3 separate regions of the Mus musculus genome follow, and all the other regions are linked to region 1. A link is a loop called in an ENCODE intact Hi-C map of the cell type or tissue named here. Cell type or tissue: heart. All regions are shown on one strand.

Region 1 (8,000 bases):
TGGTGGTCACTGCACCCTCCCCCGATGCACCCATGTTTGTCATGGGAGTGAACGAGAAGGACTATAACCCTGGCTCTATGACCATTGTCAGGTACCCCAGATGACGGCCATCCTCCAGCATGTGGGTGGCAGCAGCAGGCATGCCAGGATGTAGCACTCTCCCCACCTCAATCCTTTAATGTCTTTTACATCAACTTGTTCCTGCTCAGCAGTTCCTACGTCTTAAGTCATCATGTTAACTTCACCCTAAAACTACTAGGCATGTTCAGTATCTGAGGACATGCCTAGGCAGTATTTCCCAGTGACACCTCCAATGGCTCCTCCTTATGGCATCCCCAGGGAGCCCTCCCACACCCATTCTCACATCTCACAGAGTCAGACCTGGTAAAGTAAGAGTAGTGGAGAAGGGGTGGCTCTGCCACTCATCTGGCATGCTATGGCCGTTTCAGCAATGCATCCTGTACCACCAACTGCCTGGCTCCTCTCGCCAAGGTTATTCATGAAAACTTCGGGATCGTGGAAGGGCTAATGGTGAGTCGGGGCAGGAAGGATGGCAGGGAACCAACCCCTTCTTCCCAGGCCTTGGGGCAAGGCAAGGAGCAAGCAGGGAGAGCAGCTCAGGAAGGAAGGAAGCCCATAGTGGAGACACCGTTTGGAGTACTTTAACAAGGTTGTAGCTGTGGTGGTTGCCCTGGTTGCCTCCATATACCTCAGCCACGTTCTCAAGTCCTAGAAGAAAGAAGAATGAGTGGTTAGGAGGAAGGAGGCTTCATCTTGGGTCTCTTGTTCCCCAAGACCACAGTCCATTCCTACACAGCCACTCAGAAGACAGTGGATGGGCCATCAAAGAAGGACTGGCGAGGTGGCCGCGGCGCTCACCAAAACATCATCCCATCGTCCACTGGGGCTGCCAAGGCTGTAGGCAAAGTCATCCCAGAGCTCAAAGGGTATGTAGATACAAGCCAGGAACCAGGGTGGACACACACCCTAGGAAAACCTCACTGGCCCCAAGGCATGGGGACAATGGGAGTAGAAGACCTTTGGCTCTGACTCCCACCCTTACTCTGGAATTCTCCAGGAAGCTAACAGGAATGGCATTCCGGGTGCCAACCCCAAACGTGTCAGTTGTGGACCTGACCTGCCGCCTGGCCAAGCCTGCTTCTTACTCGGCTATCACGGAGGCTGTGAAAGCTGCAGCCAAGGGACCTTTGGCTGGCATCCTTGCTTACACAGAGGACCAGGTAGGGACTGAGGAAACCTTGGGGGGGTGCTCTGGGGAGGGACTTGGGAAATCCCACTCACCAGGAAGCTATTCTGCATGGGCCAAGCTGCAGACCAGCTGTCCAGGTGTTTCACACCCAAGGAGTTGCAGGCCAGCCAGGACTACACAATGAGACCCTATCTCAAACACAGCTTTCCCTGCAAGCCTGGGAAAGTGGGCCTTCCTGCCTCGGTGTCTTGACCAGATGTTTCTTTGATCTAACGATGCTGCTTTTCTGCACCATGGTGACTGGAAGTCACTTGTGTAACCCATAGCACATACTGTCCAAGAAAACAGCGAACTAAGAGCTAAAATGGAGCTTTCGCTAATAATTTTATATATTCACCATTGCTCTGTTCAGACACACCAGAAGAGAGGGCATCAGACCCCATTACAGATGGTTGTGAGCCACTGTGTGGTTGATGGGAATTGAACTCGGGACCTCTGGATGAGCACTCAGTGCTCTTAACCACTGAGCCATCTCTCCGGCCCCAGAAGGCTCTTAATACACTCCTGAACAAAAGACAGCAGTTCTCATTTTCTGGATTCACACCCAGGGGCCAGGCCAGGTCAGACACCTTTACTGAACAGACTATCTTAGGTGTGGAGGCACAGGCACTCAGGTGATAGAAGCAGTAGACTTCTATGAATGTGAGGGCAGCCCTCTATATAGTGAGTTCCAGAGCTATATAGCAAACCCTGTATCAAAAAAAAAAAAAAAAAAAAAAAAGTCACCTCCACCTTAGTGAAGTTCCCTGGCATTTGGCTTTTACAGGTCCACTCTCAAATGCCAAGATGTCATTTGAATGGGTCAGATCAAATCAGCCCCAATGCCAACCCACCCCCAACCCCCTGTGTTCCTAAGGGCTACAGCCCCCAAGATCTGTGTCTGTAGCTCCTTCCCTCTGCTCCCAAGACCCAGCCTCGTGCCAGTCATCGCTTCATGTAACGTTTAATGCAACCTCATTAGGGTATTGTGATCTGTATCCTCTTCCCCCGTGTGGGTACATGCAGATGCACGGGGCACATGTACCGGTACACCAGGTACAGGTGATAAACATGTCTTCCTCCATTGCACTCCACTTGTTACCGAGGCAAGATGTAAGGTAGCTTGACAACTAACTAATCTAGCTAGTCATCTTGTTCCAAGGAGCCTCAGTCTGGAGCTGGACTGCTGGGCCTATAAGTGTCCATCAACCGCCCAGCCTCTATATGGATTCTGCGGATCCAAACACAGAAAGCTCACGCTTATGTGACAAGCACTTTTATCCACTGAGCTCCCCTGCTGTGTCCCTGAGACAAAGGTTCCACCTGCCTTGATCACATTCTGTCACCAACACAAAAGGTCTCTGTCCAGTATACCAGATGAGTGACTGACAATGTGGTTTGAGAGTCTGGGTTCCTGGAGATCTTTGCTCGACTACATTTATCTTTGAAATTGTCACGCAGGTGGTCTCCACGGACTTTAACGGCAATCCCCATTCTTCCATCTTTGATGCTAAGGCTGGAATTGCCCTCAATGACAACTTCGTGAAGCTTGTTGCCTGGTAAAGGGGAAAGATGCCAGAGGATAGTGGGGGAGGCTGACAAGAGGGCGAGCGCGCGAGTGCGTACACGTACACACACACACACACACACACACACACACACACACACACACACACACGCCTGGTAAAGGGGAAAGATGCCAGAGGATAGTGGGGGAGGCTGACAAGAGGGCGAGCGCGCGAGTGCGTACACGTACACACACACACACACACACACACACACACACACACACACACACACACACACACACGCCTGGTAAAGGGGATAGATGCCAGAGGATAGTGGGGGAGGCTGACAAGAGGGCGAGCGCGCGAGTGCGTACACGTATACACACACACACACACACACTGACGCCTCCTTCCTCGCCTCCTCAGGTACGACAACGAATATGGCTACAGTAACCGAGTGGTCGACCTCCTCCGCTACATGTTTAGCCGAGAGAAGTAACACAAAAGGCCCCTCCTTGCTCCCCTGCGCACCTCGCGTTCCTGACTTCGGCTTCCACTCAAAGGCGCCGCCACCGGGTCAACAATGAAATAAAAACGAGAATGCGCACAGCTTTGCCCTCTTGTCTCTGCGCCGATCACCTTGCGTTCAGGGCGGGGTTCAAAGTTCTCGGATGAGCGAGAAGAGGTGGCGCTTGGCTCCGAGCCGAGTGGGAGAGGGAAAGCGCTGTCTGAACACAAGGTCTTCAACGGTGTAAGCAAGGCTCTGGAAGTCCCTGCAACACAGCCGGAGCTGGGCGCTCTGACGTCACTGCACGCGACGTACCAGGCCGGACTACAGTTCCCATAAGGCCGCGCGCGGGCCACGGCAAAGCAGGTGGGCGCCAGGCCCCGGTGCCGGCGAGGCCGACTAGAGGAGACGCTGCGCCTGGCGAGTCCCGCATTTGCGGGACCGGGCGGCTGGCGTCATGACCCTGTTCCACTTCGGGAACTGCTTCGCCCTCGCCTACTTTCCCTATTTCATCACGTACAAATGCAGCGGCCTGTGAGTGCAGGGCGGGCGCGGGGTGGAGAGGGTGCGGGACCCGGGCCGACCCCTCACCGCCGGCTTCTTCAGGTCTGAATACAACGCCTTCTGGAAATGCGTCCAGGCCGGGGTCACCTACCTCTTTGTGCAGCTATGCAAGGTGAGGGACTCCCGGACTCCACGTGTCTGGCCTCCAGGCATTCCAGATCTCAGGGGCCTGACTCTGCAGCTGTCACCTTCCATAGGACCACCCTCGAGACAACGCTTAGGGACTATGCCCGAATACCTTAGAAGGGATGCAAGGCCAGAAAGGCCCTGATGCAACTTTTTCTTACAACTGTTGTAAAATGAGAAAACCTCTTAGTGCGATATTTCACCCACAGGGTGTCGCAGGGTGCTGCCTAGGCATTTTTAGACATCAGATTCCCCCGTGAACTTCTAGACTTTTAGAAACCAGGCCACTTGCCCTCTATCTCCCAAGATCACGTGATCTTGCCACTTACACCTAGAATGACCCCTAGAACCCAGCGTCATATCCTCTACTTGCACACTTACTTTCCACAGTATCCACATAGTTTTTTGTTTGTTTGTTTCGGTTTTTAATCTCCCTCACCTTCCAGTGACCTTTCTACTTTCTGATCTCAGATGTTGTTCTTGGCCACTTTCTTCCCCACCTGGGAAGGTGGCATCTATGACTTCATTGGGGTAAGTTGAACAAGGGAAGGGCAAGGAAGAGTGCAGGAGTCGGTTCACCTGGTCCCCGTGTTTACTCGAGCCTCTACCTGACCCACAGGAATTCATGAAGGCCAGTGTGGATGTGGCAGACCTGATAGGCCTAAACCTTGTCATGTCTCGGAATGCAGGCAAGGGGGAGTACAAGATTATGGTTGCTGCCCTGGGCTGGGCCACTGCTGAACTCATTATGTCCCGGTGTGTGGAGCAAACTGGAGCCCAGACTTCCGGGAATGGACAGCTGGGTCCCACAGGGGTGCTGAGGGGAGGTGATCAGAGGCTGGGTGCTGGGGGTGGGGGAGTCTGGGTACTAGAGACTGCCTCCTTTTGCCTTCCTCAGATGCATCCCCCTCTGGGTGGGAGCCCGAGGCATTGAATTTGACTGGAAATATATCCAGATGAGCATTGACTCCAACATCAGTCTGGTATGCAGTCTAGCCCTAGCCTACCTTTATGTTGTTAGCCATACTTCTCCCAAAAACTTGGCTCCAACTTCCCAGTCCCTTCCTGCCTCCCTGCAGGTCCACTACATCGTTGCATCAGCTCAGGTCTGGATGATAACACGCTATGACCTGTACCACACCTTCCGGCCTGCTGTTCTCCTCCTGATGTTCCTTAGTGTCTACAAGGCCTTTGTCATGGAGTGAGCTGGGTGGGGTATGAGGCTGGGTTCAAATGGGGGTGTGTTTTCTCTCTCCTTTTCCTCATTGTGATGTTTCCCCACAGGACCTTCGTCCACCTCTTCTCCTTGGGTAGTTGGACAGCACTGCTCGCCCGGGCAGTAGTAACAGGACTGCTGGCCCTCAGCACCTTGGCCCTGTATGTTGCTGTTGTCAATGTACACTCCTAGCTTGACATCTCAGGTGTTGGCGAACCTTTTCATTTCCTCTCTCCAGATTTCAGTGAAGTAAACAGTGTTTGGAAAGGTTTTTGTTATGTCCATCTCTCTCTCTCAGAAACCGAATCCTCGGACTTAGGTCTCACAGAGTCTGTCTGGCTTCAGAACCAGATAAATAAGCTGGAATGTTGGCCAGTCTTCCTGGTTTCCCCATGAGAACCTGGGGGCTTGGTAATCATTGAACAAGCTAAGGAATGAACACACTAGAGTTCAGGAGGGGGCTTTGGGGTAGAGGGGCATTCTTCCTCAACTTACAGCTTGGTTTGAGCCCTCTTCCATGGTGAGTCTTCCCAAAACTGGTTACCTCCAACTTTGCAACCCCCCATTTCTCCACTCTAGTCCATCCACCATGTAACAGCTAGGGGGCTTCATATAAAACTTGTCTACTACTTAGGTCACCGTCTTCCACTTGCAACTCTCTGTGGAGTTTCCTAGTGAAGGTGACAGTAGGCTGTGCCATTTGCCCTTCATAATTTGGAGCTGCTCCTCTGAACGATTTCCCTAGTCAAATTCCTGCCATCGTTCAAGCCACAAGGCCACTCGGAAGAGTTCCTCGGTTCTGAGCTTCTGCATGCTTCAACTAGTCTTGCAGCCTTCAGATTAAATCCTGGCCTAAGTCTCTCAGTATGTGTGTGGGGGTTGGGGGATGGGAGATTCTAGGTCAGCTAGTCAAATAGCTGTAGTTGAGCCTACCAACTTAGATACTGTCCTGGATGCTTACTCCACCACTGTGGTTGTGCCCTTCTTTGTTCCACTAGGCTAGGCTTTTGCCCTATCCACTCCCTGAGAAGGATGTGTCAGATCCAAGACCTTGATGGAAAGCCTACTGTCTTAGGGCACTTCTCAGCCTTGGTCCCAGTGTCATCATGCTTCCCACCCCACTGGGGAGGAGGACAGTTGCCACTTCCCTCTTTCACTGGGCTCTTAAGCCTTAGACATAGGAAAGGACAGCTCCTTTAGGCTCACTATGATAGTCTGTTTACAGAAGGCACAATTTCTATCGGATGGACCTTCCTCCTTCCCCACTTTCCTAAGTGCCAAGTATCCTCAACAGCCTTGACTTCGTGTGGACAGGAGGTAGACGGTGCACACTATGGAGCACTATTGGGACCTCCATCTCATAGCCTGTCTGTCCCTTCGTGGAACTAACCAGGGTGCTGATGGAGAAGCCTAGGCTGTGGTTAGAGGTCTGGGTGGGATATAGGGTTTATTGAGACACAGAAACTATTTTGCCCAGCCTATAGGTGGGGAGGCTTAGGGGAGGATATATCAGCTGAGATCTAACAGACCAGGTTAGTGGGACAAGCAGAGAAAAGGAAGTGCCCAGGCTGGTGTAAGGGCCTGGCTTCTGGCAAGCATCAGACTGTTCCAGTTTAACCGGGCTTGAGACATAGTCCAGTAGCAGCAGCTAAAGCTGACAGTCGATACATTGACCCGGACAGTGGGGCTTCTACCAGAGTTGGTTGGGGGTTTTGGAAGCTGTCCATGGTGGTGTGGAAGGACAGGAACTACAAGGCTATAGTGGAATAGTCCCTCAGCTGGGGTGGGAAGATAGCCTGAAGCCAAGTATTGAGGTGATTGGTTTTGTTGGTCAGTAGGAGGTGAGTGGGAGATGACAGGTCAGTAAGGGGGCAAGCGTCCATGGCACCACTCATTTGGGGTTTGGCAGCTCCCAAGAGCCTTCTTGCCTCTCCTAGGGAGATCTACCCTGACGACAGTGAGACTGGCCAGCAAATGGGAGCAGGTCGAGAGTGATGAGTAGACCAGTGAGGGTCATGTTAGTCCAGCAGGAGACTGGAGACAGATGTGGGCATAATGGCCATGAAACCGAAGCCCTCAGGGCTTGAAGGGTTAGGGTTGGGGGTAGACAACGGGAAGGCAAATCCTAGGCCCAGCCTGGGAGGCTCCAGAGAGAAAGGGAGAGAAACGTTACCAGGAAAGGGAGTGGTCAGAGGGAAGGGCATTGCCAGCAACTAGAGCCCTCAGCAGCCAGGGCTTTATGGGGGAACCTCCATAATTTGTAAGTACACAAGGGCACAGGCACCAGCAATAGAATCAGCAAGAACTCTGTGGATTGTGGCAACCGCTGCTTGGTGTGGAAGTCTGGACCCCTGCGCCAGCTTTCAAGAGGCCCTGCAGACACTGCAGCCCTGAACGTCAATCCCTTTGTGGGAGGTCAAGCGTACTGTTAAACACTTCAGACTGTGCAGGCAACATGGCCTGGCTTTATTACTGCCCAGTAGAACATGAGGGGTTTGTAACAGACAACCTTCTTGTCCAGATGGAGTCCTTGAGATGGACACACCTCCACAGGAACTGCCAACCGCTTAATTTAGCCCCTCCCATCCTGGGAGCAGTTCCTGGGGTGCAACTGCTCCAAGAGGGTGTGGAACTATGGGGTGAGGGGTGAAGGATAGATTCCCTCCAATGGAGTCAACAGGCTGCAGAAGTGGGTACAGTTCCAGAGGGCTGGGAATCGAGTACATCGATGTTTTGATGGACACCCATGAGTCCCAGCTGATAGTGGATGGAGAGATGATTATCCCTCTAATAGTAGAGTTCCTGGTCCCACCAGCCTGGAAGAGAGAA
Region 2 (8,000 bases), 64 kb after region 1:
TACTCCACTTGCTGAGTGAAGGATTACAGTAAGCACAACCACAGCCAGTTTATGCAGTGCTCGGGACCGAACTCCAAACTTCATGCATAGTACACCAGCTACACTCCCTGACTCCTTAGCCCTGTGAAATCCATCCTTATTCTTGGAACATCCCCCTTCTTCTCTTACAAGTTTGAGTTGTCAACTCAAACTATGGGAGAGGTTCCTTGGTTTTGTTGATGGGTTTTGTATCTTCTGTCTGAGACCAGTTGATATTAGGATGTTCTCAGGGCCAAGGAAGGCTGAAATGAATGGGGTATTTATTAAAAGCTGAAAGACAGAAAGCAGTCCCATCGCCTGGACTGGTTTATATCAGCTACAGCAAGTCAAAGCTCAGTAGCCTGCAATCTACAGGTGATCCCTGGATGTCAGCCAAGTGAAAATCTGCTGTGACTAGAAACAGAAGTTAAAAATTTCTGGTAACTGGGGAAGGAAAGAAGTTCCACGACCAAGGAAAAGTTCCATTTTCAGGAACAGGCAGGTGTGCTTATGTGGATTCAAGTCTTGGGACTTCTTTGATTCCCTGAAGATTACGTGAATTTTTCAGTTCATAAAAGGAGGTATATTAGCACTACCATTGTATTAAAATAACAGTGTAGAAGAAGCAGTCAACAAGTATCTGCAAGACAGCAGAAATAGACACATGTCTTCAAGTCTTAGCAAAAGTATAAAACATGTTTCTTTAGTGAAAAGTTACATCTACAATCTGTTTATCTTTTAACACGAGGTCTGTGAGCAAGGCAAACCCATTTGTCCTCTGTTAATAAGAGACCTAGTAGCTTTAACTAGTTAATGAACTGACTGACGAACTGACACAGTGGGTGATTACCTGGATCAGGAGCTAGTTGCCTGTTGTTCCCTAGCTGACAAGCTACAGTTAGCCTAGCTGTCAATGTGATCAGAGAACTGAGAAGGATAAATTATAGTCTATATAACCTATGTATCCATTAAAAAGACAGAGACTAGTCCATAGTCCATTCCCTAGCCAGTCGTCTCAGACTGTCTGCATGGCTCTGGGAACAGAGGCAGTCATTGGACATTAGGCCCAAAGATGAGAGGCTTCTCTGAGGAGGAGAACATGGGAGAGACTGACCTCACCTTATCTAGGCAAAGTAGGATAATCAATTCTTCCATGTCTTGCTTGTCCAAAAGGGCTGAGCCCTAGCAGTGGGGCAGTCTTGCCCAGTGGTTAGCATTACCACAACCCAGATGGAGTCCTTTATACACCAAACCCCTGTGCCCATTATCTTCTTGGAAACCTTGGCAGGGGGTGTCACTGCTAGGATCTGGGAGTCTCTGTCAGTCATAATAAGTTTAAACATCTTAAATGACATATTCAAAAGATCTCTAACAGATTATAGCTGGTACCTACCAAACATACCTGAGTTAAACCATCCTTCTCTGCTTTTAGTGTTTATCATGACTATAAATATACTTCTGAAGATATTGAAGAATTTGATTATATTAACTTGCATTTTTTAATTATCCTCAATAGTTTACAGTAATTTAGTAAGCTTCATAAGATTAGAACTTCACATATTATAGCTGTTATGTTTAGATTTTTTTCTTTTACGTTTAGATTTAAAATAAGGATTTTAAACTGGACTTCTCTTAGTGTCAAAACAAAGCTTTTTAATCCATAAAGAGACTGGGAACGTTTCTGACCTATATATGGTGTGTCATTGTAGAACATAACAGTTTCCCATATGACTCAGTTTATTAAAAAACTAGTTTCATAATGCTAGCAAAAGCAAAGATAGACATATATTCTTAAATCATCTGTCAGCCTAAATAGACCTTAGGCAAGGAGAGACATCTCTAAGCCAGTAATGTTTAACCTTTTTTAATGTTGTAAGCCTCTAAAACTTTTTAAAGGAAGTTTGAAATCTCTCAATTGTGTCTTTGCAATATCAAAATTAAGTATTTTTTAAAGAGCAAAGACATAGAGCATAATCATAATTTTCAGAAGGCAAAATCAAGTTCTAATAGTGTAAACCATTTAATCTTTCTAAAATTAATTGCAAGTGGGTTTTTATGTTACGAGTGTGGCTGTCTGAAAGGTACATTGCTGTACATACGTGCATGGAGGTGCAGTTTTTATCTTAGTAAAATTCTATAAACCTGGATTTTTAAGATAAGACGGGGGCTAGAGAGATGGCTCAGTGGTTAAGAGCACTGACTGCTCTTCTGAAAGGTCCTGACTTCAATTCCCAGCAACCACATGGTGGCTCACAACCATCTGTAATTGGATCCGATGCCCTCTTCTGGTGTGTCTGAAGACAGCTACAGTGTACTTACATATAATAATAAATAAATCTTTTTTAAAAATTAAATTCCTGCATTCCAGGAAGTTATCTGGTTCCTGAGCAGGTGGAGCTTGCAGATTAATTTGGGGAATTACCGTACTGCATGCAGGCAAAAAAACATATACTCACAAAATAAGATCTAACATATCTTAAAATATATAGAAAAGTTAGCTAAATTAAAAATTAATAAAATGAGCATTAAGTCCATTGTCTCTCATTTGTTTCTCATTGAATGAAAATCAGGACAATGTTGCGGTAATTTCTCACCCCAATAAGCCCGTATAAAAAACACACAACTCAGTTATAGTTATAAGCTATATGCCTAGATTGGGCAGATCTATCACTGTACTAATCTAGTTGCCAACTATGAGACTTCTTGCTACTTGCGGCTTCTCCAGGCCATGTCTCTCTCCTCCCTCTCTGAGACTGGGAAGAAGGCCCAGTGAGATCACCTGAGTATGCGCTCTGCTCATTGTAGAGGACAGCTCCTCTTGATGAAGCAGAATAAACATCAAAATACAAATGGCGCCAGGGCAACCCACAACAGGACAAGAATGCTCCTAAGTATGGGTGAGAAGGATTTTACTGTAGACATGAAGAAGAGTACAGCCAGAGGCATCTGGAAGAGTTCAGACTGAATATAACCAGCAAAATAGATGGGGCCACGAGAGGAGAGGTGGGGAGTGGGGCGGGGGCGAGCTAAGAAGAGAAGACTTGGAGAGAGGGTTCCAAGAGGACCCCGAGGGTGCTTGGGAATAAAGAGGGGAGTGGCCAAAATGGCTGAGTTATGAGAATCTGAAGTGGGCAAAGCTCGGGGGCTAGAGAGATTCGGTGTAGGGGCGGGGTATGCCAGGCAGGCAGGATGACTCTGTAAGAGGTTGTTGTGAGAAGGGCCTGAAGGAACCTAGAAGCTAGCATAGACCTCGATATGCCAATAGACGCCACCAAAGGCATAGATTAATGGAAGAGTTCTATGTCCCTTCTGCCAAAGACGAGGAGAATGACCACTTTTAGCAAGTAAAAACGATTTTCTTAAGTCCCTGAGAGAATGATGGGTTTTGTCTAAAAGCCCGAGTTTGGGAAAAGGAAATTTCTTGCACGTTCCCACCCGCCGCCCCCTTTTTTTCCCCAGGTAGAGTGAAGCTTTTAGAACCTTCTGCCTCTTACAGTGAGTGAAAGAACAAAGGTGGATAAGCGGGTGTCTGAATTTCACCCCATCCTTTTCATTTTCATTTACTAACCTACATACACTAGAGCGCCAAGAGCCGCTACGGGTAGCGGCCCGGTACAGAGAGACCCGTCAGCCGGGACCTGCTGTCTGCTTGGCAACCGGTGACATCTCAGCGTCGCGCTCCTGACGTCATAGATGGGCGCCATACTTAAAGAGAGTGCGGGAAGCTGCGACTGCAGCTGAGCTCTGTGACAGCCATGGAACTAACGCAGAAAGAGCGGGAACTGAGTCGCTGGGCTGCTGAAGAGATGGAGGTGCCCCTAGCAGCTCGCCCCCGGGAGTCGACGCTGCGTAGGTGAGGCTGCTTCTGGAGTAAGGTCTCCCCATCCTGGAATTAGCCTCGAGGAGTAAGATCACCGCCCTGTTAGACCCCCGGGGCCCAGGTGTAGAGAACGCGACCCCCAGAAACACAGCTTGATCATAGACGCTGTAATAACAAGAGGTTTTTAATCCGACGCACATGAGGTTGCTCAGCCTCGCAGGGAGAGTCAACCCCGATTGTCTAAATACAGCTAATTTATACTTTTTGTGAAAGGGCTCACACAGCTATTTTATTATTGGCTAATAAAGCAACAGTATAATTTTAATTTGGCAGAAAACTTTGTCAGCAATCAGCAAGGTCAAAGCAGCTTGTAGTTTTCCTCAGAATTCAGGCTGAGGAGGGCTAGGGAGGTTTTCTCAAGGATGGTCATTTCTGGCAGCTGTGGTCTTTATGACCACTAGTCTGTCCCTGCAGATAGGGAAGGGGCCGGGTGGTCTTGAATTTGTTTACACTGGCAGGGAAAGAGAAGAATCTTTCTTTCTTTCTTTTTTTTTTTTTTTTTTTTTTTTTTTTTTGAGTTTCTCAAGACAGGGTTTCTCTGTGTATCCCTGGCTGTCCTGGAACTCACTCTGTAGATCAGGCTGGCCTAGAACTCAGAAATCCACCTGCTTCTGCCTCCCAAGTGCTGGGATTAAAGACATGCGCCACCACTGCCTGGAGAAAGGGAAGATTCTTTAAGCAGCAGGAGACAGCTGAAGATAGAGAGTGGCTGCTGCAGACAGCTTGCAGCAGGAGACAGAGATAGGGGAAGCAAGCTCTGCAAATAACTTTGGTATACATTAATTAAGCTAAAAACTAAGCCGGGCGTGGTGACGCACCCCTTTAATCCTAGCACTTGATAGGCAGAGGCAGGTGAATTTCTGAGTTCGGCTACACAGAGAAACCCTGTCTTGAAAAGACAAAAACAAAACAAAACAAAATATTAAGCTAAAAACTATATTTCTTCCCAGCACTCGGGAGGCAGAGGCAGGCGGATTTCTGAGTTCGAGGCCAGCCTGGTCTACAAAGTGAGTTCCAGGACAGCCAGGGCTATACAGAGAAACCCTGTCTCAAAAAACCAAAAAAACAAAACAAAACTATTATTTCTTTATCCCTCATCGAGAATGAGACAGATCTGCAGAATAAGGGGGTTCCTACAGCACCTCACCTACCCACTCTTACCCTAATCAAAGGTGACACTAGGCAGTTGGCAGTGGCTGTTCTATTGGGGATCAAATCTGCAGAAACCAGTAGCATATGACCCTGTTATGAAAGACCATTTCCTGGGGTGGAAACCTCTTACACCCACCTCTGAAAGTGACTACAACTAAACCTCTCCTAGAAGAAATAGAACCTGTCATGGAATAAGAATACCCTCAGACTTAGGGAGAAGGCCACCCTCTCAGTGACAACCCCCAGGCCCACCCACCGAAGTGAGAAATCTTGGAACTTTCCACCACCATAACTGTGGAGACAGTGGAGGGTCCTCCTCTCCTCCTGGGCAATGCTCCAGTCATACTCTATGCTGTATCCCTTCAGGCTGTGTCTGAGTCAGGGCGCTGACATCTGGGCCTACATTGTGCAGCATGTGCGTAGTCAGAGGTAAGCCAAACCTAGTGCAGGGGAGGGGGTCAGAGAGTGGGAAAGGCACAGGGAAGGCCCACAGCAACTCCTCTCCCTTCATCTCTCCAATGCAGGAATATCAAGAAGATCCAGGGAAACCTCCTCTGGTAACTGCTTCTTAAATTCATTGATTCCTATCTTCACCAGTTTTGTCTAGCCTTGTCCATAACCAAGGCCTCTACTTCCTGCCTTCTCCCCTGGAAGCCCCAGCCATCTCCTAACTCTATTCTCTTTTCTCTAGGCATGCCTATCAGGACAATCCAAAGGTAAGAAGCCTGTGTGGTTAATATTCTCCCTCAACCAATAGTCAGCTTGCAAATATTCTGCTCTAGGCCCTGGAGGTGATGGGTCTGTCAGGAACACCATGTTACAAAACAACCCAGATCTTTGCGCTCCCAGGGATTGCGATCCAGGGTGAGCCAGGCACGAGATGGGGAGCAGTGGTGTATGGACATGGGGCATTGGTGTTGGAGAGAGGAAGGTCTTGAGTCCTATAGTCTCAGCACTCAGGATGAAGCAGAAGGGTCAACATGAGTGTAAGGCCAGCCTGGGCTACATAGTGAGACATGGTCAAAAGTAGACACAGTAAACAAAACTGCTAAAAGGAGAAGGATGAGTTTGTCAGAGCTGCTAAGGAATTCAAGGAAGAGGTCAAGACTAGGAGGGGGACCTACAATTAAGAGCATTCGCTGCTCTTGAAGAGGACTTATCCCAGCATCCAGAGCAGATGTCTAACAGCAGACTGTGATTTCAGTTCTAGGAGATCTAACACCTTCTGGCCTCCACTGGTACCTGTATGCATGTGGTACACCGACATACATTTTTTAAAAAAATGGAGGCTGAGTATGTTGGTACTTGCCTGTTATCCCAGCACGTGGATGCTGAAGAAGACTGTGAATTTAAAGGCAGTCTGAGCTAGTTTACACACCAAAACCCTATCTCAATAAAAATAAAAAATAATTTTAAAAAAGCATCTGACAGAGATGTAGGAGTCACCCCACAGACAGAAACCAAGAAGATAGAGAGGCAATTCCAGGAGGGAGAGAACCAAGTAGATTCTTAGTGCTTCTATGTCAGACCTGAGCCACTTAAACAAAGAAAAATCTGTCAACCATCTCCCAGGAGATGAGGAGAGAAGCCGAATGCCACCCAGAAGGTAGTACAGCCAGGCTAAACTCCAAGGAGTCCAAGCATCTGACCTTCTGACCCTCTACCTGATCCTATCAGATCCATCGGAAGTTGGAGCTGGAAGCCACTGTGGCCCGCCTTCGGGCAGAGAACCAAGAGCTAGACCAGAGCCTGGAGCTGATGGATCAAGAGTCTGAAGCTCAGGGTGACTCATGGGGCCAGCCGGATGGGCAGTGAAACCCTGGGTGACAAAAGTGTTGACAGCCATCCCTGTTCCTCCCACAGATGTAGCTATGACACAGACACTGCAGAGCCTGAAAGACACCCAGCATCGAGCTCTTCTCCTCCAGGCCCAAGCTGGGGCTGTACGAAGACAGCAACGTGGGTTGCAAGACCCCATGCAGCGGCTGCAGAATCAGCTCAAACATCTGCAGGACATGCAAAGGTGGGGTTCAGCCTCCCCAAGGAGGTTAGACATTCTCCTCAGAAATCCCTGTGTTCTGCCTGATCCCTTCCTTTCAGAATCATGAGCTTCCAGCCATAGCATAAGGGCTGTCAGGATGGGCAGTTTTATTATCTTGAGCGCCTGGATTTATGGTGCCAACTGGATGTCTACAACACTGGCTTTGGAGAAACAAGTGAATATACAAAATAAGGCCCACCTTGCTGGAGCTGATGTTCTCCTGCATAGAAGGCAGATAGGAACCTAGGAACTACCTCATAGCTTCAGGTAGATGGAAATCCTGGAAGGGTCATAGGAGTTTATGTGCATGCATGCAGGTGTCCATTGGAGGCCAGAGGGCATCAGAGTCTCTGAAGCCAAAGTATAGGCAGTTGTGAGCTAGGTCCTTGTGAGAGCAAGAAGGCAAGAAGTGTTCTTAACCACTGAGCCACCTCTCCATCTCTCCAGCCCTGACTTGCTTTTAAAATTTATGTTCTATGAAATGTGAGTCAGAGTCTGACTAAGTTACCTAAACTGGCCTTTTTTTTTTTTCTTTTTTAGATTTATTTATTATGTACAGTGTTCTGCCTGCACGACAGAAGAGGGTGCCAAGATCCCATTACAGATGGTTGTGAGCCACCATGTGGGTGCTGGGAATTGAACTCAGGACCTCTGGAAGCGCAGTCAGTCCATTCAACCTCTGAGCCATCTCTCCAGCCCGAGATTGGCCTTAAATGTGTTTTGTAACCACAGCAGCTGTGCCAGCTTCCCACAGTACTGGGACCACAAGCCTGTGCCAGGGCTGCAGACACTCACTGTGTAGCCCATGTTGACTTCAGACTTTTAGTCATCTTCCTATCTCAACCTCCTGAGAGCTAGGATCAGCAGTTCTCAACCCATGGGCTGCGTCCCCTTTGGGGCTGAAAGACT
Region 3 (8,000 bases), 250 kb before region 1:
TAACTGTGATTCTTATGAGAATTAAAAGGAACAATTAAAAAGAACTAAAATATCACCCACGGTTGTGAAAACCAAGGACATTCAGCAGGAAACATCTGACGAGCTGTCTTCCAAAAAGTTTTCTAAGTCTAGGTTTGGGGACTGATTTTAGTTCGTTTTGTTTTGCTGATTTGTTTGTTTGGGGCCTTATTCTTTACACAGGGTCTCAGTACATAGCAGATTCGTCTACGTTTTTGCCAATAGTTTCTGCACGCAATACCTATAGCTGTTGCAATTTTTGTCCAATTATTATGATGTCATGTCACCACCCTTTGCCATGGACAGTCAGAGAAACAAACTCGTGCCAGGTGTGGTGGTTCACACTCTTAATTTCAGCATCCAGGAGGTGGAGGGAGGCAGATCTCTTGTGAGTTCAAGGTCAGCCTGGTATATAGCCAGTTCCAGGCCAGCAAAGACTACACAGTAAGACTCTGTCTCAAAAAATAAAAAGAAGGGAAGAAGCCTAAGACACCGTGCCATTGGTGAAGGACAGAGGGACAAACCACACCCCTCGGGATCCAGCAGCAGGACCTCACATCAGTGTTTGCATTGGCTAAGTCTCAGGCTCCAGACTGCCTGTGTGGACTGGTAATAGGTCTTTCTCAGTCACCACCTTTCTCTGCATCCTTTGCCCAGCTCCCAGCTCAGACATTATTTCAGGTGTGGAAATATCTAAGCAAACCGATCCCTCTAGACTCTGACCATGAAGGCTTCTGGGTTGGGAAGAAGTGCTGGCTTGTCTATTAACAGAGACCCCTAGCACCAGATAGCTCTGGAGACTGGGTTTAGGTGAGGACCAAGAGAAGAGCTGTGAGCATCCTGCGCCTGCTCATTACCTGTAGATGGAAGCCAAGGGACACTTGAGTCGAGCATTGCTGTTGGGTTTGTCCAGCAGATATGTGTCAAAGACAAAGTACGGCTGGTTGGTCTCCGTGGCGGTGTCACAGGGTACCTGGCAGGCTTGTAGCTGGAGTTCAGGCCTCAGGCGGCTGTTGGTCACCTTCTCCTCTCTCAGGTAGAGCCAGCAAGGCATGGGCTTTTCTTGGGGCTCCTCCACATAGCAGTAGCCTAGACGTTTGCGCTCACCTGGCTTTTGGCAACGGTTACAATCTTGCCAAGGATCCCAGCGGGTAAAAACAAGAACCTTGCCTCCCAGGTTCATGCTCTCATTTCCCATGGGCTCTTGGCCCAGGTCTTTGTGAGTGATGTGCAACAGAGCTATGTTCTGAAAGTCAATCTCATATTCTACCAAACGGGCCTTGTGATTATCCAGGCAGCGGTAGAGGCCTGTCTGGGAAGGCTTAGGGTCAGACAACTGCAGGTCGCTCCCAGGCAGTACCCTCCCATCAGGCTTGGAGTTGACCAGGGACAGTTTGTCCTCTAAAGATGAAGAAAAATACCAAAGTGCTTTGGGGTAGTTACACTGCAGTATCACGTCACTGCCTGAGAGCAGGGCATACTGACACACATTCTTGTAGGGACAGCTGATTAGTCTCTGGGCCCACAGCATGGGAAGAGAAAGACCAACCAGCCACAGAGTAGCCAGCATGGCTGACTAAACTAGACAAGGAACTTCAGAACCTTCTTGGGTACTGTGACGTCACCCACAGAACTTGGGCACCACCGGCCCTGTGAACTGTGGTTCAGCGAGTTTCTCCACATGTACATCAAATATAACAACCTGGGCTGGAGAGATGGCTCAGCGGTTGAGAGCACTGGTACCTTCTCCTGGGGACCTGGGATGGACTCCCAGCACCCACATGGCAGCTCATAACTGTAATTCCAATCCCAGATCTGATACCCTCTTCTGCTTCTGCAGGCACCAGATACACCTGTGATGCACAGACCTATATGCGGGCAAACCGGTGACTATAAAATAAAAACTCAATAAAGGTGTGTGCTATCTATATAACTTAAAATGTCCCCAGGAAATAGAATTATTTGCTCTCCACACATCCAGTACACAAAGACACTGGTGTGCTTTCATATAGACATCCTCTTAAGTTCATATTTTTGGATCCCAGATGGTGGTGTGAATTTATTTATTTATTTATTTATTTATTTATTTATTTATTTATTTTGGTTTTTCGAGACAGGGTATCTCTGTATAGCCCTGGCTGTCCTGGAACTCACTTTGTAGACCAGGCTGGCCTCGAACTCAGAAATCCACCTGCCTCTGCCTCCCAAGTGCTGGGATTAAAGGCGTGCACCACCACCACCTGGCCAGTGGTATGAATTTTGCTGGTACTGGAAACCTTAATGTTGATCTCACCGAACAAGAATAAAGACCATTACCCAAATTCTTTGGTCAAATGAGGCAAGTTTTATTTTCTGTCAGATGGGGCTATAGGTCTCTAAAGTGGAGTTTGAGAAAACCGCATCAAACCCAGGAAAAGGTGGGCTTTATACTAGCTCCAAAACTTCAAGGCCAGAGGGCTTTCAAGGGGTTTTGGTTATGTAGGACCTCAGAGGAACAGTTCAAAATTATTTGGCAGAGCATTTCATCAGGGTGGAGGTCACAGTATTTATAAGAGGTGGAACATGCACAAGAAATGTGTCAAATCATGATCAAACGCCAGTTTTATAGAAATCGGGAATGACCTTGTAACAAGATGGCTCTTAATTCTTTTCTGAAGATTTATTTATTATATGTAAGTACACTGTAGCTGTCTTTAGACACACCAGAAGAAGCCATCAGATCTCATTACAGATGGCTGTGAGCCACCATGTGGTTGCTGGGATTTGAACCCAGGAGCTTCGGAAGAGCAGTCAGTGCTCTTAACTGCTGAGCCATCTCTCCAGCCCAGCTCTTAATCTTAAGATGGCATCATGCTGGTCCACCACTGGGACATGGGACCCAGGTAGCAGGACTACAACTGTGTCCTTAGGTCTATATTGTCCCTGTCCTCTTCCTGTCTGCCTCTCTGTGTCCTGGCCTCCATGAAGCAAGCACTGAACTTGGTTCTGTGCCTCTCCCACCATGCAATGCAAGCCCCAGATGATGCAGCCTGCCAGCCGTGCCCAGAAACCTTTGAAACCATGAACCAAGATTTAAACAAATAAGCAAACAACACCCGTTTCTCACCGGCTGGCATGTGTCACAGAGATGGAAAGTACCTGACATGGGAATGGGACAAGGGCTTCATGTCCATTGGAAGGGGGAGGGAGAGGTCCTGGTCTCTACTGTTTCTGAAGTCCAGTGGGAAGCCATGATGAGGGCCTCCTCTCCTGTAGTAATAAAGACTCTCCAGTCATCAACAAACCGTCCCCTTGGTGTAGCTGGGACCTACTGACTGGGACAGCCTAGATCCCATAACCTAAGAAACCCATTCTGGAATCTTAGCTTCGAAACTCTATTCTTTTCTCACTCTTTTATGCCCAGCATTGGCTAGTGGAGAGTGCTCCTCCTCAAGGGCCCCACAGATGCCATCTGAAATATTTGCTGTGGCAGGAGAAGGGGGCGGGGTCTTGTTCCACACACTGGCTATTAAATGTTCTGGCCTGGGAGGGGGGACCCTCCTCACTTTTGCTTATATGCTACTCGGTATAACTGACAGGATAGCCCCAGCTAACTGCAGAAGGGCCAGGAAATGGAGGGATGGAATATTTGCTAAGCAATGTTGTCTTTGGGACGGAATAAGATAGGTGGTAAAAATCTTATTAGTAAAATATCAGATGACAGTAAATGGTTTGAAGGGAGGAAAGTGGGCGAGAGAAGTTGGGGATAAGCCTGCCCTGGGGTATATGCTGAGATTCTACTCTCAAGAGTTCTACGTGGAAGACGTTATCTTTGGGGATGGTAAAAATGTTGAATGAAAGTGATTAGTGTGGGTTCTAATCAAAAACAGATTCTTTTTTTCCTACGTTGGAGATGATGACCAAGTTTTAGGTATTGATAACATATTGATAATAATGACATCTACAAAACACAAAGTAACACATGCAACTGGTTTAGGATTACAAGTGGTAAAAATGACGGCAGTGGCGATTTCCTCTATTTTTTAAACCATGATTTTTAAGCCACATGGGAACAGGGTGAAATTTTATGAGACGCCTTTGCCTTTAAAAGCGGCCGTAGGGGAAATGGTAGCAGGTGTCCGCAACAGGAAGGGAATTCTGGTAGCTAAGCCTGCCATATGTGAAAACCTGATCCAGGACCAGCTAGGCCAGTATGGCTGAAGTCAACTAAGAAAAGTTGGCTGGGGAAAGTCAATCAGGCCAATGTACTTTGAATTTTGCTTGAGAGGGAACACAGCAAAGTTCTGAGCAGAAGAATGTGACCTGACACCATTTACAAAACAGAGAAGAAAATGGTAGGAAAATGGTAGGTTCCCAACTCACCAAGCAGTGGCCAGTTCAGTCTCCCAGAATGCGTTTCCTCTCGGCGCCACCAGGGAGCAGCAGTGTTGCGCTGAGAAGGAGGAGAGCTACGGGCCGCGCCCGGGGTGCAGGTGAGGCCTGGGAACCTTTGATCCGAAACAGATCTGTTGGTCTCCAGTCTTGGCTCAGAGCCTTTAATCATCAGAACTTCGAAGGCCTGACCAAGAGCGAGGGATACCCGAGCGGGAGGTGGAAAAGAAACCACAAGTTAGGAAATAAGGGAAGTAGGGAAACTGCCTAAGTACGACTGCAACTTTTTAAGAGGTGCAGTCCCCACGAGCGTCCCCTAGGGGGCCAGAGCATCTTTTCTAGTGCGACCTCATTGATTCCTCGAATCATTCAAATGTGGAGCCCAGAAAGACCGCAGCACTTCCCCCACCAGGGCGAGAGTGGGAAGGCAGGCTGCGTCACCGACATTCCCCTGGCAGCTGGGACCTGGCTCTGCTTGGCACCTCCCTACAGGGCGCACCTAGGCGGGTCCATCGGCTCCCGGGACAGGGGTGTGGACCAGCAGCGAACAGGTGCGCACAAGGCCCGGCCCCTCTCGGCAGGTGGAGCACGCCCAGAGGGTCTCTGTCCTCAGGGAGTTCAGTCCTTTCAACTTTGACTAGAGCAACAGGTGGCTGCACAGGTCGCCTATGGTGCAGACGCCCTCCTGGCAAAGCGGTCACTTGGTTCAGGCCCTGGAGGCAGGAGCGCACCTGAGTCAGCCCACTTCCGGGGAGGGAGGCCCGCAAGGCCCGCCCCCGCCGCCCACCCCCAAGTCCAGCCCCCGGGCTCCCACCCTTGTGTACCTGGGCGGTTCCATTCCCGGGAGTGCGCAGGGGGTAGAGTGACCCAGAGAGCCACCGCGCGCCGGGTCAGTTGTCTTCGGGAAGCCGAAGGCATGAGCTTCGTCCAAGTTCATTTTGTAGGTTAGAACTCCCCCAGTGCGAGGAAAATGGACTTGGAATAGGGGCCGGGCGCAGCACGCACCCTTCTCGGCCCTGGTGCTCGCCGCGCCCCCTACTCTCTGGATACTTGGGAGGGGACGCGCGGGCACCGTCGCTGCTAGACGGCCGCGATGGCGCCGGCGGCCAGCGCGTGTGCTGGGGCGCCTGGCTCCCACCCGGCCACCACGATCTTCGTGTGTCTTTTTCTCATCATTTACTGCCCAGGTAAGGATTGGGGTCCCTGGTGCTGTGGGACGGCGGGAGGGCGCTACCGGAGGTGGATGGAGGGCTGTGGTTCTCACCGGCCTTGGAGGACCCGAAACCAAGTGGTGGGGAGTCGTGAGTGATGGTTGGTGCGGGAGTGCAGATTAAAGATCTCCAGAACCCGCCTGGTTGAGGAGACCCCTGTGTGCCCAAGGAAGGGAGTTTCTTGTGGCGCCCAGTCCGGTCCTCCGCCTTTGTCGGAGATAACAGGAAGTGAAAACTCTGGGGATCTTAAGGCTGAGCGCTGTATGGAGAAGGGGACCCTTTGTGGTCAGGAGCAAGGCCTCCCGATCGTGAGATAGGCCTGCCATTGGGATCTTGGACGCACCTCAAGATTTCTAAGTGTTGGGGTAACGGGGAGAGGTCATTCCCGGACTGGATCAGGCCAAGAGCTCGAGAAACAGTGCCCTGGCTTGGAGTGGGTGTGGAATTGGGGACTCCCCACCCCACCTACATCCCTGGTATCTGTAGAATGGACTTTTGAACCTTAAGTCATCTTCCGCCTAGATTGTTGAATGTTAGCTTAAGTGGGGGCCTAGGGGTTCCATCTACATTTGGATGTGCATTTTGAAGAGTCTCTGGGTAGGAGGATGTGGACAGAATATTCTAGGGACCTAGCCCGGATGGCTACATACTTACCACTTTTCAGCCCCGGAGGTGTATAAAATGGGCATGATTATCAGATCTGCCTCGCCAGTCTCGGGGATTAAGGAACAATATGCTAGGTGCTCTGAAAGACTGCATATACTGTCTAAGTGGTGTGGCTCATTGCTGTTGTGGTACCTCCCTGGGTTTATCTATCCCTGCTGACTATACTCTTCTTCTCAGACCGTGCCAGTGCCATCCAGGTGACCGTGCCTGACCCCTACCACGTAGTGATCCTGTTCCAGCCAGTGACACTACACTGCACCTACCAGATGAGCAATACCCTCACAGCCCCTATCGTGATCTGGAAGTATAAGTCGTTCTGTCGGGACCGTGTTGCCGACGCCTTCTCCCCTGCCAGCGTGGACAACCAGCTCAACGCCCAGCTGGCGGCTGGCAACCCCGGCTACAACCCCTATGTGGAGTGCCAGGACAGCGTACGCACTGTCAGGGTGGTGGCCACCAAACAGGGCAATGCTGTGACCCTGGGAGACTACTACCAGGGCAGGAGAATCACCATCACAGGAAGTATGTGGGGCAAGGCGGGAGGAGGCTCTGTGGGTGGTGGGAGTGAGACTGTTTGAGGGTCCTGTCCTAAATGGGCCGATGAAGGAAGGGATCCTTCCATTTACCCACCTGGCCACCCACTCACCCATCCACACATTCATGCATCCATTCACTTGCCTACCCACACATCCATCTACCCACATATCACCTATCCATCCATCTATATCCTTCCATCCCATTATCCTACAATAAAGCCCAGACTGTATACCAAGTTTGTTCTAGGCTCTGGGAACATAGAAATAAAACCATCAAATAACCCTCTTACAGAGTTTAGGGTGTTATAAAGGAGACGGACTAAATACACAGTGTCAAAGGCTTGCAGATAGAACAACAAAAACTGAGTAGAGATTAAAGTGAGGATTTCCTTTATAATACTAAATTGCCAGCAATAAGAAGTAATACTTTAACCAGCTGTTATAGCAAACCTATAACCGCAGCACTTGCAGGGCTGAGGCAGAGGATCTTGAGTTCAAGACCAGCTGTATGCAGTGAGACCCAAGGCCTGCTTTAGTTTGGCCTGGAGTGGGTTAGCTCAGATAGACCACACAGTAATTGAGTAACTCCATTCTATTATTGTCATTTTTTTCAGAGGTCCCTAGAGTCAAGCGTCTTGCTGGAAGTTAACAGCTGAGTTTGAATGCCACCACTGTAGACCCAGTCTCCAATCATTCATTCATTCATTCATTCATTCTTTCTTTCTTTCTTTTTGTTCTCTAATGGTACTAGATATGGATGGAACTCAGGGCTTGTCATGTCCTAGATAGAGTTACATGGCTAGCTCTACCTCTAAGCCACGTCCCCAGCCCCTCTCTGGGGGATCCTGGGCAGGGGCTCTACCACTGAACCTCACCCCCAACCCTTCGGGGGGTGGGGTGGGGGTAGGATTCTAGGCTGGTGCTCTACTACTGAGTTATGTCCATAGCCACTGACTTGATGTTTGTCAAGGATCGACTGTGTCCCTGGTGCTCTTAGAAGCATTTAGAAAAGGGTGGTGAGTAGAATAGCCCAGACCCTGTCTCTGCCCCAGGTTGCCTTCTAGAAGTGAGACTGGCGGTGAGAAGACCTAGGAAGAGCGGGCACACCTCTGATCCTAGCATGGGGAAGGTGGAAGTAGATAACGCATTAAAACCACCTTCAGCTATGTAGCAAGTTGGAGGCCAGTCTGGCTACATA

Evidence for each region. Peaks named below come from ENCODE experiments on the same cell type or tissue, not always from the same donor. Only the 100,000 strongest peaks of a DNase experiment are listed, where the experiment ranks them.
Region 2: a loop joins it to region 1, with 5 times the contacts of the local background. A loop is called at or near these places in 14 of 42 quality-filtered maps.
Region 3: a loop joins it to region 1, with 2.4 times the contacts of the local background. A loop is called at or near these places in 3 of 42 quality-filtered maps.

What each region holds. Positions count from the first base shown.
Region 1 is chr7:30,725,143-30,733,142 of GRCm38, reverse strand. Atp4a (ATPase, H+/K+ exchanging, gastric, alpha polypeptide) reads right to left here. Exons shown (of 22, transcript NM_001290627.1): 22 at 7,609-7,987. The coding sequence ends at 7,959. It overlaps Tmem147 (transmembrane protein 147), which reads left to right and starts at 3,609. Exons shown (of 7, transcript NM_027215.2): 1 at 3,609-3,799; 2 at 3,872-3,941; 3 at 4,427-4,486; 4 at 4,575-4,711; 5 at 4,854-4,938; 6 at 5,035-5,156; 7 at 5,240-5,442. The coding sequence starts at 3,723. The coding sequence ends at 5,363. Gapdhs (glyceraldehyde-3-phosphate dehydrogenase, spermatogenic) reads left to right here. Exons shown (of 11, transcript NM_008085.2): 6 at 1-91; 7 at 450-531; 8 at 796-947; 9 at 1,079-1,241; 10 at 2,711-2,808; 11 at 3,184-3,364. The coding sequence ends at 3,256. It also overlaps a transcript of Sbsn not described here. In heart, a CTCF peak has its summit at 3,348; DNase peaks (open chromatin) are centred at 3,552 and 4,652; H3K4me3 peaks cover 2,673 bases; H3K27ac peaks cover 1,949 bases.
Region 2 is chr7:30,660,702-30,668,701 of GRCm38, reverse strand. Haus5 (HAUS augmin-like complex, subunit 5) reads left to right here and starts at 3,708. Exons shown (of 19, transcript NM_027999.1): 1 at 3,708-3,871; 2 at 5,417-5,479; 3 at 5,575-5,607; 4 at 5,742-5,766; 5 at 6,728-6,833; 6 at 6,914-7,073. The coding sequence starts at 3,774. In heart, no CTCF peak of the experiment used is centred here; a DNase peak (open chromatin) is centred at 3,691; H3K4me3 peaks cover 1,703 bases; H3K27ac peaks cover 1,245 bases.
Region 3 is chr7:30,970,656-30,978,655 of GRCm38, reverse strand. Lsr (lipolysis stimulated lipoprotein receptor) reads left to right here and starts at 5,187. Exons shown (of 10, transcript NM_017405.2): 1 at 5,187-5,576; 2 at 6,444-6,788. The coding sequence starts at 5,483. It also overlaps a transcript of Fam187b not described here. In heart, a CTCF peak has its summit at 4,539; DNase peaks (open chromatin) are centred at 4,465 and 4,795; H3K4me3 peaks cover 1,995 bases; H3K27ac peaks cover 1,626 bases; H3K27me3 peaks cover 2,157 bases.